Regions from separate parts of the Homo sapiens genome. Here region 1 is linked to region 2. Evidence: read pairs that join two places in POLR2A ChIA-PET (ENCODE). Cell type or tissue: Caco-2. All regions are shown on one strand. Links, peaks and the distances in the headings refer to the core of each region. The heading gives the core; the rest is flanking DNA.

Region 1 (5,373 bases), core at 233-5,232, 61 kb after region 2:
TAAAATAAATATCCTCCTGTATTCACCCGTACTAGTCTCTCTAGTCCTCTGTGTCCCGCAACATTTCTTGGAGAGCCAGCCAGGAGGAGTGGAGATGGCAGATTTACTGTCTCCTTTGCCTGTGGGGCTGGAGCCCCAGGTCAAAGGAAACCTGTGACCCCAGGCGCCGCCGGGAGAACTTCAGCCCAGAAAGGAAATCAGCTCTCCTGTGACCCGGCACCCCTAACCAGCAGCACAACAAAACTTGAGAGGCTACAGGACAATTCCAGAAACAGTGTGCTTCAGGAACCACGGTCAAGTATTGAGTCCCAAGGCAGGACCTGTCCCATAAGGACAGAAGAGGAGCCTGATCATGTCCAGGGGCGTGACTATTAATCCGACCCAGAGGGGCTGGGGCAGCGAGCGTGGCTCACCAATTGGGATGAAAACTCACACCCCAGCTGACACAGGACATGAGAGTGGCTTGCAAAGTAGGTTAAGAAAAAGAAACTAGAGGTGGTGAGAGTGGCTCGCCACTCCAACTGGAAACACAAGAACAAAAGAGCATCAGCTGCTCTTTTATATTTCCCATTCCTTTACCTGATCATATCACGTAGGCCATGAGGCCTGATAAATCATTAAATAAAACTTGATCAATACATACACACAAAAACGTGTTCACAAATGTACATAGCAGCTTTATTCATCATAACCAAAAAAGTTGAAACAACCTTTTGGGGGTCAGAAAATATGGCATTTTGAAATGCTGAGTACTTTGAACTAAAGAAGCAGCCTCTGGCAGAGTACAATGGCTCACACCTGTAATCCTAGCATTTTGGGAGGCCAAGGTGGGAAGAATTGTTTGAGCCCAGGAGCCTAAGACCAGCCTGGGCTACATAGTGAGATCCTGTCTCTACAAAAAAATTTAAAAATGGGCTGGACATGGTGGCACATGCCTGTGGTCCCAGCTACCTGGGGGGCTGAGGTGGGAGAATCACTTGAGCCTGGGAGGGTGAAGCTGCAGGGAGCTGTAATGGTGCCACTGCACTCCAGCCTGGGTGACAGAACAATATCCTGTCTCAAAAAAACAAACAACAACAAAAAACAACAACAACAAAAAAAAGCAAAACAAAATTTTTTAAAGGAAAGGGCCTCAGAACCAAGGTCTCTCTGACCTTTCCCTGCTTACTATGTCTTGATTCTCTTTTTCTCCCAAAGCATAGGGAAGCACTTTCTCTGACATTTCCTTTATCTGACTAAGAGAAATCCCTCCAGAAGAAATGAAGTGTCATGAACTCACTCCCTGGAATCTATATGATCTCTAAGAGAGGAGACTAAATGTCTCCACATCTAGGACATCATGCCCAGACAGACTTTTCACTTATGCTTCTGAGAGCTACCTGAGAGACTTCTTCTGCATAATAAGACAACCTTTGCTTGCAGTGCTCTTCCTCCCCTCACTCTCCCACAGCTTGTTGCCACCACCCTCCAGGAGTCTTTAAGCTTCTAATTCTTTTTTTTTTTTTTTTTTTTTTTGAGACAGGGTCTCACTCTGTTGTCTAGGTTGGGGTGCAGTGGGTGCAATTACAGCTCACTGTACTCACTGCAGCCTTGATCTCCCTGGTTCAAGTGATCCTCCTACCTCAGCCACCTGAGTAGCTGGAACTACAGGGGCATGCCACCACACCCAGCTAAGTTTTGCATTTTTGGTAGAGATAGGGTTTTGCCACATTGGCCAGGCTGATCTGGAACTACTGGGCTCAAGCCATCCTCCCACCTCAGCTTCCCAAAGTGCTAGGATTACAGGTGTGAGCCACTGTGCCAAGCTAATTTTTTCTGTAGCTCACAATGCTATTTAAGCTTCAACCATCTGGCCCTCCTTTGTGTCTCATATTTTGTGGAACTCCTATACATATGCATGTAATAAATTTGTATGCCTTTTCTCCTGTTAATCTGTCTACTGTCAAGTTTATTCCAGAGATTATCGAGCCTTTAAAGGGTGGAAGGAGAGTTCCTTTCACTCCTACAAACCCAAATGTCCATCAAGGGATAAATGGATAAACAAATTGTGGTATATCCATGCAATGAAATGTCATTCAGCCATAAAAAGAACAAAATACTGATACAATGCTACAACACAGATAAGCTTGAAAGCATTATGTTGAGTGAAAGACAGCAGACACAGAAAGGCACATGGTACGTAATTTCATGTACATGAAATGTCTACATAGTGTCAATTGAAGAAAATGATGAGACAAGTCTCAATCATTTTAGATTTATTTGCCAAAGTTAAGGACGCATCCTGGAGACAGGTCTATGCCTTTCTCTGAAGATGATTTTGAGGCTCCAAATTTAAGGGGGAAAGGGTGGGATATTGAGAAGCACACAGTTTTCACATAAGCAAAAGGGGCAAAGGAAAAATGTGGGGAATCTGCATTTTACATAAGATAACACAGACAAAATGGAGTAGGGGAAAAATCAGATATTCATTTGTGTCTGGCAGGCCTGCACCTGTAAAGATGACCTAACAATTTGCATTGCCATAGTGACGTTTTAACAGCTCACTGGGAATTTCCCCATATTTTGCCCACAAGGAAATTCCTGGTGAGCTGCTAAAACATCACTGTGGCATGCAAATTGATAGGTTATCTTTACAGGTACAGGCCTGCCAGACACAAATGCATATCTGATTTTTGACTTTTCCCTTTGGCTAAATGACTCTGGGGTCCCAAAATGTAATTTCTTTTCACAATAGAAACATAAAGTAGATTGGTGGTTGCCAGGGGCTGTGGAGAGTGACTGCTAACGGATGTGTGGTTTCTTTAGTTTGGCAGGGTGTGTGTGTGGCGGGGGGTGGGATGATGAAAATGCACTAAAATTAAATTGTGGTAGATAGTAAAAGGAAGTAGTTATGTGATTGTTGCACAACTCTGTGACTATACTAAAAGCCACTGAATTGTGTAGTTTAAAAGGGTGGCTGGTTGGGCGTGGTGGCTCACGCCTGTAATCTCAGCACTTTGGGAGGCCGAGGCAGGCGGATCACCTGAGGTCGGGAGTTCAAGACCAGCCTGACCAACACGGAGAAACTCTGTCTCTACTAAAAATACAAAATTAGCCAAATGGGGTGGCACATGCCTGTAATCCCAGCTATTTGGGAGGATGAGACAGGAGAATCACTTGAACCTGGGAGGCGGAGGTTGCAGTGAGCCAAGATTGCGCCATTGCACTCCAGCCTGGGCAACAAGAGCAAAACTCCATCTCAAAAAAAAAAAAAAAAAAAGTGTGGCTGGATGCTGTGGCTCATGCTTATAATCCCAGCACTTTGGAATGCCAAAGCAGGAAGATTGCTTAAATCCTGGAGTTCAAGACCAGACTGGCCAACATAGCAAGACCCCATCTCTACAAACAAGTTTTTTTTTAATTAGCTGGGTAGGGTGGCACACACCTGTGGCCCCAGCTACTTGGGAGACTAAGAAGGCAGGAGGATCACTTGACCCTAAGGGGTAGAGGCTGCAGTGAGTTGTGATCACACCACTGCACTCTAGCCTGCACAGCAGAACAAGACCCTGTCTCTAAATAATAAATGAAAAGGTAAATTTTATGGTATGTGATTATATCTCAGTAAAAGTGTGATTTTTTAAAAAGTCAATGAATCTTAAACAAATAAGCAAACAAAAGCTTAGTCAGGTCTCAGGTGATGCTACACTACTACCCAAACAGATTCATTTCTAAAAAGCAAGCAGCGTAACAAGAGCAGCCATTTATGTGCTTACTATGTAAGGAGCTTTACCTAACAATACTGTTTGTTAAACTTTTCATCTCATTTTATTTGCACAATGACCTTATAAAGTATGTATGATTACCCTTTGTTTAGGAAAATGAGAAAACAGGCTCTCAGGGATGGGATAATTTGTTCAAGGCTCACACAGCTAAGAAGGGGTAAGGCAGGAGTTCTAACCCAGAGAGCCATCTGACTCCAAAGTTCAGGATAGCCACGTTCCCACTATGTTCATCAAAAAAAACAAGAATGAGCCAGGCGCTGTGGCTCACGCCTGTAATCCCAGCACTTTGGGAGGCCGAGGCGAGCAGATTATCTGAGGTCAGGAGTTCGAGACCAGCCTGGCCACCATGGTGAAACCCTGTCTCTACTAAAAATACAAAAATTAGCTGGGTGTGGCAGCGGGCGCCTGTAATCCCAGCTACTCGGAGGCTGAGGCAGGAGAATCACTTGAACCTGGGAGGCAGAGGATGCAGTGAGCCGAGACTGCACCACTGCACTCCAGCCTGGGTGACAGAGCGAGACTCCAGTGCAAAAAAAAAAAAATGCTGAGAAGGATTTTAGCTGAGTCTAAAACAAGTACTGGCAGGGCTCTGCTAACCACGCTGCTGCTCACTCCTTCTTCTGCAATAGTTATTTTTCCCTAATGGGTTTTTGTCTGTGTTGGAAGGAAGTCTTTTCTTCCACCAACTATGTTGTAGTGTGTGTTTGGGGCTTGGGGGACTGCAAATTAATTGATGATAGACAGATCCACAGAAGAAAAGACAAGGATTATTTACACATGCATGGGGGAGTACTCAGTAAAGGGTAATCCCTGGCAAAAATAGCCAGGGGTACGTGTGACTGCATCAGTTTAACAAAAGGGAATGGTGGTTAAGGCTTCATTGGGAATGTATGGAAGATTCTATTGGGCTTTTTTATTCTGATGCTAATGTACAGTCTTCTTTCTGGCTGGAAGCTGAATTAGACCAAATCTGGGGATTCTCCCAAACCTGAAGGGGGGTTAATGGCAGTCGTATTTTGGGAGGCTCTGCTTTAGTCAGATCAGGGAAGTCCAGATATGATTTCTATCTGCATCTGCTGTAGCTCAAATGGTTTCAGTTTAAAATAAACTTTTTATCTTTCTGAGGGTTTCTTGGTCCCTTCATTTGTTTGTTTCTGCTTTTACTATATTCCCAGACATTCTCAACATTATTGCAAAGATTTTTTTTTTCTTGCTTTAGGTGCTGCTTGGAAATGTCCTTGTCCCTAGATATCTTTAATAAAAGGTTCTTGGGCTCCAGAGCCCGAAAAAGCTCTGGGTGGTATTTTGCCTGCAACCAAAGCTTGACGTCAAAATTTGCACACGTGTTGTAGGATCATTTACTCTGTGTCTCCAGCCCCTACTCTTTTCTTGGTGTTCCTGAGTTATACTTCAGAACAGAAAAATATCAATAGGTTTAGATCTTAGTTCCACATTTGGCTCCCAGCCCTGCTCTAAGGCCCACCTCAGCTGAATTAAGGAGTGAGGTTTGAACTCATCAGCGGATTCTCCTTGGGTCCAGCTGCCCTCCTTTCCTCCTTTTTCTCTCCTCTGCAGGAAGGAAGGCTGCTTCCCCCTCCCCTATTCCTAAGGA
Region 2 (5,373 bases), core at 87-5,086:
GTCTGAAAAGCACCAAAATGGTAACCATAGTGGAGTAGACAATGAGTTATTTATTTTTCTTTGTTTGCTTTTCCTTATTTCCAAAGTAGTCTAAATGATGGATATACTCTAGCTATAATTTTTTTAATGAACTTAAAAAATGTAAACAAAACCACTCAAAATAGAAAAAAGTCTGTTTCTTAATTAAAATGAAAAGATTTCACACTGAATTCCTGAATGGGTATCTGCAACAAATTAATAGCTATTTATTTTTTTGAGCTATGATAGAATACTTTACATATATCAACCTTCATAATTTGTCCAAATTACTTTCCAAATGTAACTTGTGTGAAAACACAAACATCTATAAATGTCAGTTCATCTCTATTTTCTCCCTTAAAAAAAAAGAAACTTAGTGCATATTTATGCAAATAAAGGAGTTTACAATGAGTTAAGGACAAGTCACTGTACTTTGATTTTAAAATTCCTGATTCTCAAGGACACAGTGTCTATTGATGCAGGCATGATGTAGGCAGGATTTCTGTTTGCCAGAACCTCCTGCTTTCACTCTCCAAATTGACAAAAAATGAAACGTTTGGTCACCTTCAGCACCAGGCCCCAGCAGGTATCCATCCTCCTCAGCTGAACAGAAGCTCAACTTCCCCTCTCCTTGGGTATCCAGTAGCCCCGCACTGGCCCCTTCCCTCCAGAACAGGCTGCAGTGGGCGGGGCCTCGTTAGCTGTCACTCTCTGCAGGGCACGGTTGCCAAGGAAATGGAATTTCCCTCGTGATCCTCTGGGCCTGTCACCACATCTCAGCCTAGGATTTTTCTCGTCCTAAGAGGGCCAAGCTGACACTGATGGCTAACACCATGTGCCCCCCAGCCCTTTGGGGGTCGTACTGTTTGATGTATATAAACAGTTACTGTCTACAAAAGGCTCTTTGTTACACACTGTTTTCCCTCATAGTTCAGAATGTTTATTAATATTTGACAATAGAGCAAAGTGGAGGAGAGGAGGCAGTCACTTCCTGGAAGGAAAGCTGGACTCTATTTTTTCCAGTCAGCCTTACCCCACCCAAGAAACCTTGCTTCTCATTAAAAATACAGCCAGACCCAGAGACCAGGCGCCCTGCTTCAAGGGGCACAAGTGCCGACCAGGCAACCTCAAGTTGCAGGGAGAGAGAGAACAGGGAGGCAGAGGATGCCAAGCCTTGGGAACTGCAGGGGAAAACAAAAAGTCCCCTGCACCAGCACCCCAACCTCTTTCACCAGCTCATTTTTTTTTCCCCCAGCAGGCCTCTTCCCTTATGGGAACCAGGAGAAAGAAAAAACAGCTCTGGTTATCACTGCAGAGTATTTTAATTTTACACTGTGCGGGAGGATGTGACGCAGTAATTTGGAGGGTATTTTGGCCCATGTAAACCTGCTTTGAGGAGTCTCGGGCCTGCGGCACGGAGGTACAACGTACAGGCAGGAAGGGAGAAAAAGGAGCCACTGATCTGGCTGAGAACAAGAGGAACTCACTGTTTGTCAGCATCTGCAGGTCTTCCACTGAGGGAGGAGAGGCTTTCTTCTCGTAAGGAATGACTGTGTTCAGATACTGCAAGACAAACAGCATGCAGGGGGCTTGAGACAGAAGACATGCTTCCTCTGGGTTGAGATTTAGCCTTTCTCTAAGACACACACTGCAAATCTGACCTTCTCTGAAACATTCATGGTCACTGGTACGTCACTGTTTCAGAACTTCTTACCCCTCTTTAGGGAATGTCTCTTTAAAAGTAAGACTTTCCCACATTTCTCTCCATCCCAACTTCTAGATTCTTCCTACACTACAAACTTCTCTGTTATTTAGGAATCCTGGGGAGCTTTTTCTCCTTTAGACTGAAAGCAGAGAATAAATCCAAGGGGATTATATTTTCTTATTCTTTGCAGTGCAATTTGAGAAGGAATTGTTTGTCTTTTGTCAAAAAAGATATGCAAGAGAACCTCAACCCCGCCCAGGGTCTCTGATGTCAGATTTGCTCCCTCTGCTGGATGTCAGGTGCTCCTACAACAAAACCAGCATCAGGGCCTAGTGGGCTGTCAAAGGAGTCTCAAGGAAGCCTGAGGTGGTGAGTGCCAGAGCTCTAGATCAAAGCTAAGAAGCTCACTTTTTTTTTTTTTTTTGAGACAGAGTCTCGCTCTGTCACCCAAGCTGGAGTGCAGTGGCTTGATCTCGGCTCACTGCAACCTCCACCTCCCGGGTTTAAGCGATTCTCCTGCCTCAGCCTCCCAAGTAGCTGGGATTACAGGTGCCTGCCACCACACCTGGCTAGTTTTGTATTTTTAGTAGAGATGAGGTTTCACCATGTTGGCCAGGCTGGTCTCGAATTCCTGACTTTGGGTGATTTGCCCACCTCGGCCTCCCAAAGTGCTGGGATTACAGGCGTGAGCCACCGCGCCCGGCCAGAAGCTCACATTTTAGTCTTGGCTTTGCCACTGACAGTGTGTGTGGCTTTGGAAAAATGCCTTGAATCTCCAGGCCATAGTTCTCACTGCCATAAAACAAGAGGACTGGGATCGATGCTGCTAAAATCTCTTCCCCTTCTCTAGACTCTCTAGAATTCTAGAGTTCTAGAATTCTAGCACTTAGAATTCAGCTACAAATATGTTTAAAACATATACACTTTCATGTACACTCATTCCACCATCTCAAACTTTCTGTTCACGTGCCAGCCATGTCTATTAGATTATACACTCCATGAGGACAGGGGTCAGGACTTTTCACCTTTGCACCTGAGGGCTTAACAACAGAGCTTAGCACATAGCAGGCGCTTGATAAAAGTTGTGAATGCTGTCTTAATAACCAGAAATGCAAGCTATGTCACAGGGAAATTACTGAGCCAACAAAAAGCCACAGCATGGGTTCCAACCAGAGCTGGGAAGCTGCAGAGGCAGTCTTAGTGGGAATGGCTTGGCAGGTGATCCAGTGTGGTGGAAAGTTAACTAAACTCTAGGATGGGATCTATCATCAAATGGACTCCCTCTTAATGCATTTCATCCTTAAAACAACTTAATTCTTAGACCTACAAGCAGTGTTGAGTTTTAAGTCTTGCCCATGTCCTAGAACACTAGAGCTCAAAAAAAAAAAAAAAAAAAAAGTTTGCCTTTTAAAAAGATATTCTCTGTTCCTCCTTAAGAGGAGAAAAAAGTGTTAGGACCCCTAACCCCCTAAATAAATGCTGGGATAATTCTGGTGAGTCACTGTCCCCCTGCGTTGCTGGGGAGGCCAAGCTGCAGGAGTCTAGGAAGAGAGCTTGGAGCAGGGAGACTACGCGTACCTGTTTGTCAGTTCCTGAGGAGCCAAAGGTCTGGCGGATGCCACTCTGCAGAATGTTGGAGATGCCTTCCATGCTGAAGCGCTGTGGGGGAGAGAGACTCAAGAAGGGCAAATGCTTCTTGCTACACTGTCACCACACCCAGGGACCTCTCAGCTACCAGGCTGTCCCAGATAACGCCCCAGGGTTCTGTGACTAGACAGTAAGTGTAAGACACTGGCTTACAGAGACAGGCCAGAATTGAAGCCTGAGCTTTGCAAGAATAAACAGAGTCTCAAGAACTCTTATCTTAGTAAGTCCCTCAGGGCTACAAGACCCCTCTGCATCCCCCAGTTTTCCTCCTTTTATCCTCCATCATGCAAATAGAAAAATAAAGCAGTTCAGTCAAACTTAAATGAACCATGATGCAAAGATCTTAGGGGAAAACAAAATGTTCAGCTATCAGAAGAGGCTGTCTTAAAGCAACTGTCCTGATGGGGGAAGTTTTTTTCAAAATGTACATGCGGAGAACTAATTCCATAGGTCTGTGATAGAGCCTAGGGAAAGGCATTTTGAAAAAAACTCCTTAGATAATTCTACTGAGCTCCCCTGATTAAGAAGCATGAGTGGCTGGGCGCAGTGGCTCACACCTGTAATCCCAGCACTTTGGGAGGCCGAGGCGGGGAGATCACGAGGTGAGGAGTTTGAGACCAGCCTGACCAACATGGTGAAACTCCGTCTCTACTAAAAATACAAAAATTAGCCAGGCGTGGTGGTGTGAACCTGTAATCCCGGCGACTCAGGAGGTTGAGACAGGAGAATCGCTTGAACCCGGGAAGCAGAGATTGCAGTGAACCGAGATCGCACCACTGCACTCCAGCCTGGGCAACAGAGTGAGACTCCATCTCACCAAAAAAAAAAAAAAGAAAAAAAAAATGAACCATGAGAACCAGGGGTTTGGGTTAAACCCAAAAATAGAACAATAGAACAATAAGGCATCTGGGGCCAGGCACGGTGGCTCATGCCCGTAATCCCAACACTTTGGGAGGCCAAGATGGGCAAATCACCTGAGATCAGGAGTTTGAGACCAGCCTGGCCAACATGGTGAAACCCCATCTCTACTAAAAATACAAAAATAATCCAGGAGTGGTGGCATGAACCTGTAATCCCAGCTACTAGGGAGGCTGAGACAGGAGAATTGCTTGAGCCCAGGAGGCGGAGGTTGCAGTGAGCCGAGATGGTACCATTGCACTCCAGCCTGGGCAAAAGAGTGAGACTCTGTCTCAAAAAATAATAACAATAATAATAAGGCACCTGATCATTTTCAATCACTGAAACACCTTAGCACGCCCTAAAGAGACCAGTCAGGACTGGAACCTGGGACACAAGGAGGGATTTGGACCCAGAATTCTGAGGCCCATCTCAAGACTCCCAACACGAAATACCCTCACTCCACTTTCTTTAAGGTCTTGCCTACAGAGAACACAAGCCAAATTCAATTATTTCCTAATGTACACACTGTCTTCCTGGGTTAGACTGTGAGCCCTTTGGGGGAGTGGAGGAGATAGGTGATATCTTCTCCCTTTCTGACCCCCTGTCTGTCACAGTGTGCTGCTCACCACCACTGCTCGGTAAACGTTGATGAGTCCCCTGCAGGGTTGGTAGGGCACTGAAACGGGCAGGGTTGGAGGTTGGAGGCACCCAGTCTTCCACCTGGTTGTTCACCTACCTTGAGAGGCATCTGGTTTCCCTTCTCTATCCGGCTGCTCTGCAGGCTCAGCCCTTTCTCTTTCCGCCTCTTTTTCATCAGTTCTCGCTGCTCCTTCTGCTTGTTCTGAACCTCAATAAGCACCGTGATAAAGGAGTTCTTCACTTCCTTCTCAAACTCCAGCTCGTCCCGGCGGGCCAGCTGCTGCACCAGCTCCTCCGAGAAGTCACGGATGGCACCCTCCACCTGGTCCAGCAGCTCGGTCAGCTCAGACCCAGACATGTGCCTCAGCCCTGCAGGGGAAGACCGTCTCCCGCATAACACCTGCATCCACACCAGAGCCCGCTGGGGAGGCTCCTGGGGCCACCACCAATCAAGATGGGACTGC

The links. Peaks named below come from ENCODE experiments on the same cell type or tissue, not always from the same donor. Only the 100,000 strongest peaks of a DNase experiment are listed, where the experiment ranks them.
Region 1: POLR2A ChIA-PET joins it to region 2 with 13 read pairs; 4 of 35 experiments call an interaction of 5 or more read pairs at or near these places.

What each region holds. Positions count from the first base shown.
Region 1 is chr11:125,511,886-125,517,258 of GRCh38, forward strand. No RefSeq gene overlaps it. Among named protein-coding and RNA genes, the nearest start is that of FEZ1, 18 kb to the left of the region's middle. In Caco-2, for the core only: no CTCF peak of the experiment used is centred there; a DNase peak (open chromatin) is centred at 2,568.
Region 2 is chr11:125,450,829-125,456,201 of GRCh38, forward strand. FEZ1 (fasciculation and elongation protein zeta 1) reads right to left here. Exons shown (of 10, transcript NM_005103.5): 6 at 5,007-5,278; 7 at 3,302-3,382; 8 at 1,506-1,581. Among named protein-coding and RNA genes, the nearest start is that of FEZ1, 43 kb to the right of the region's middle. RefSeq lists an enhancer at 584-703. In Caco-2, for the core only: a CTCF peak has its summit at 2,039 (motif pointing left); DNase peaks (open chromatin) are centred at 724 and 2,013.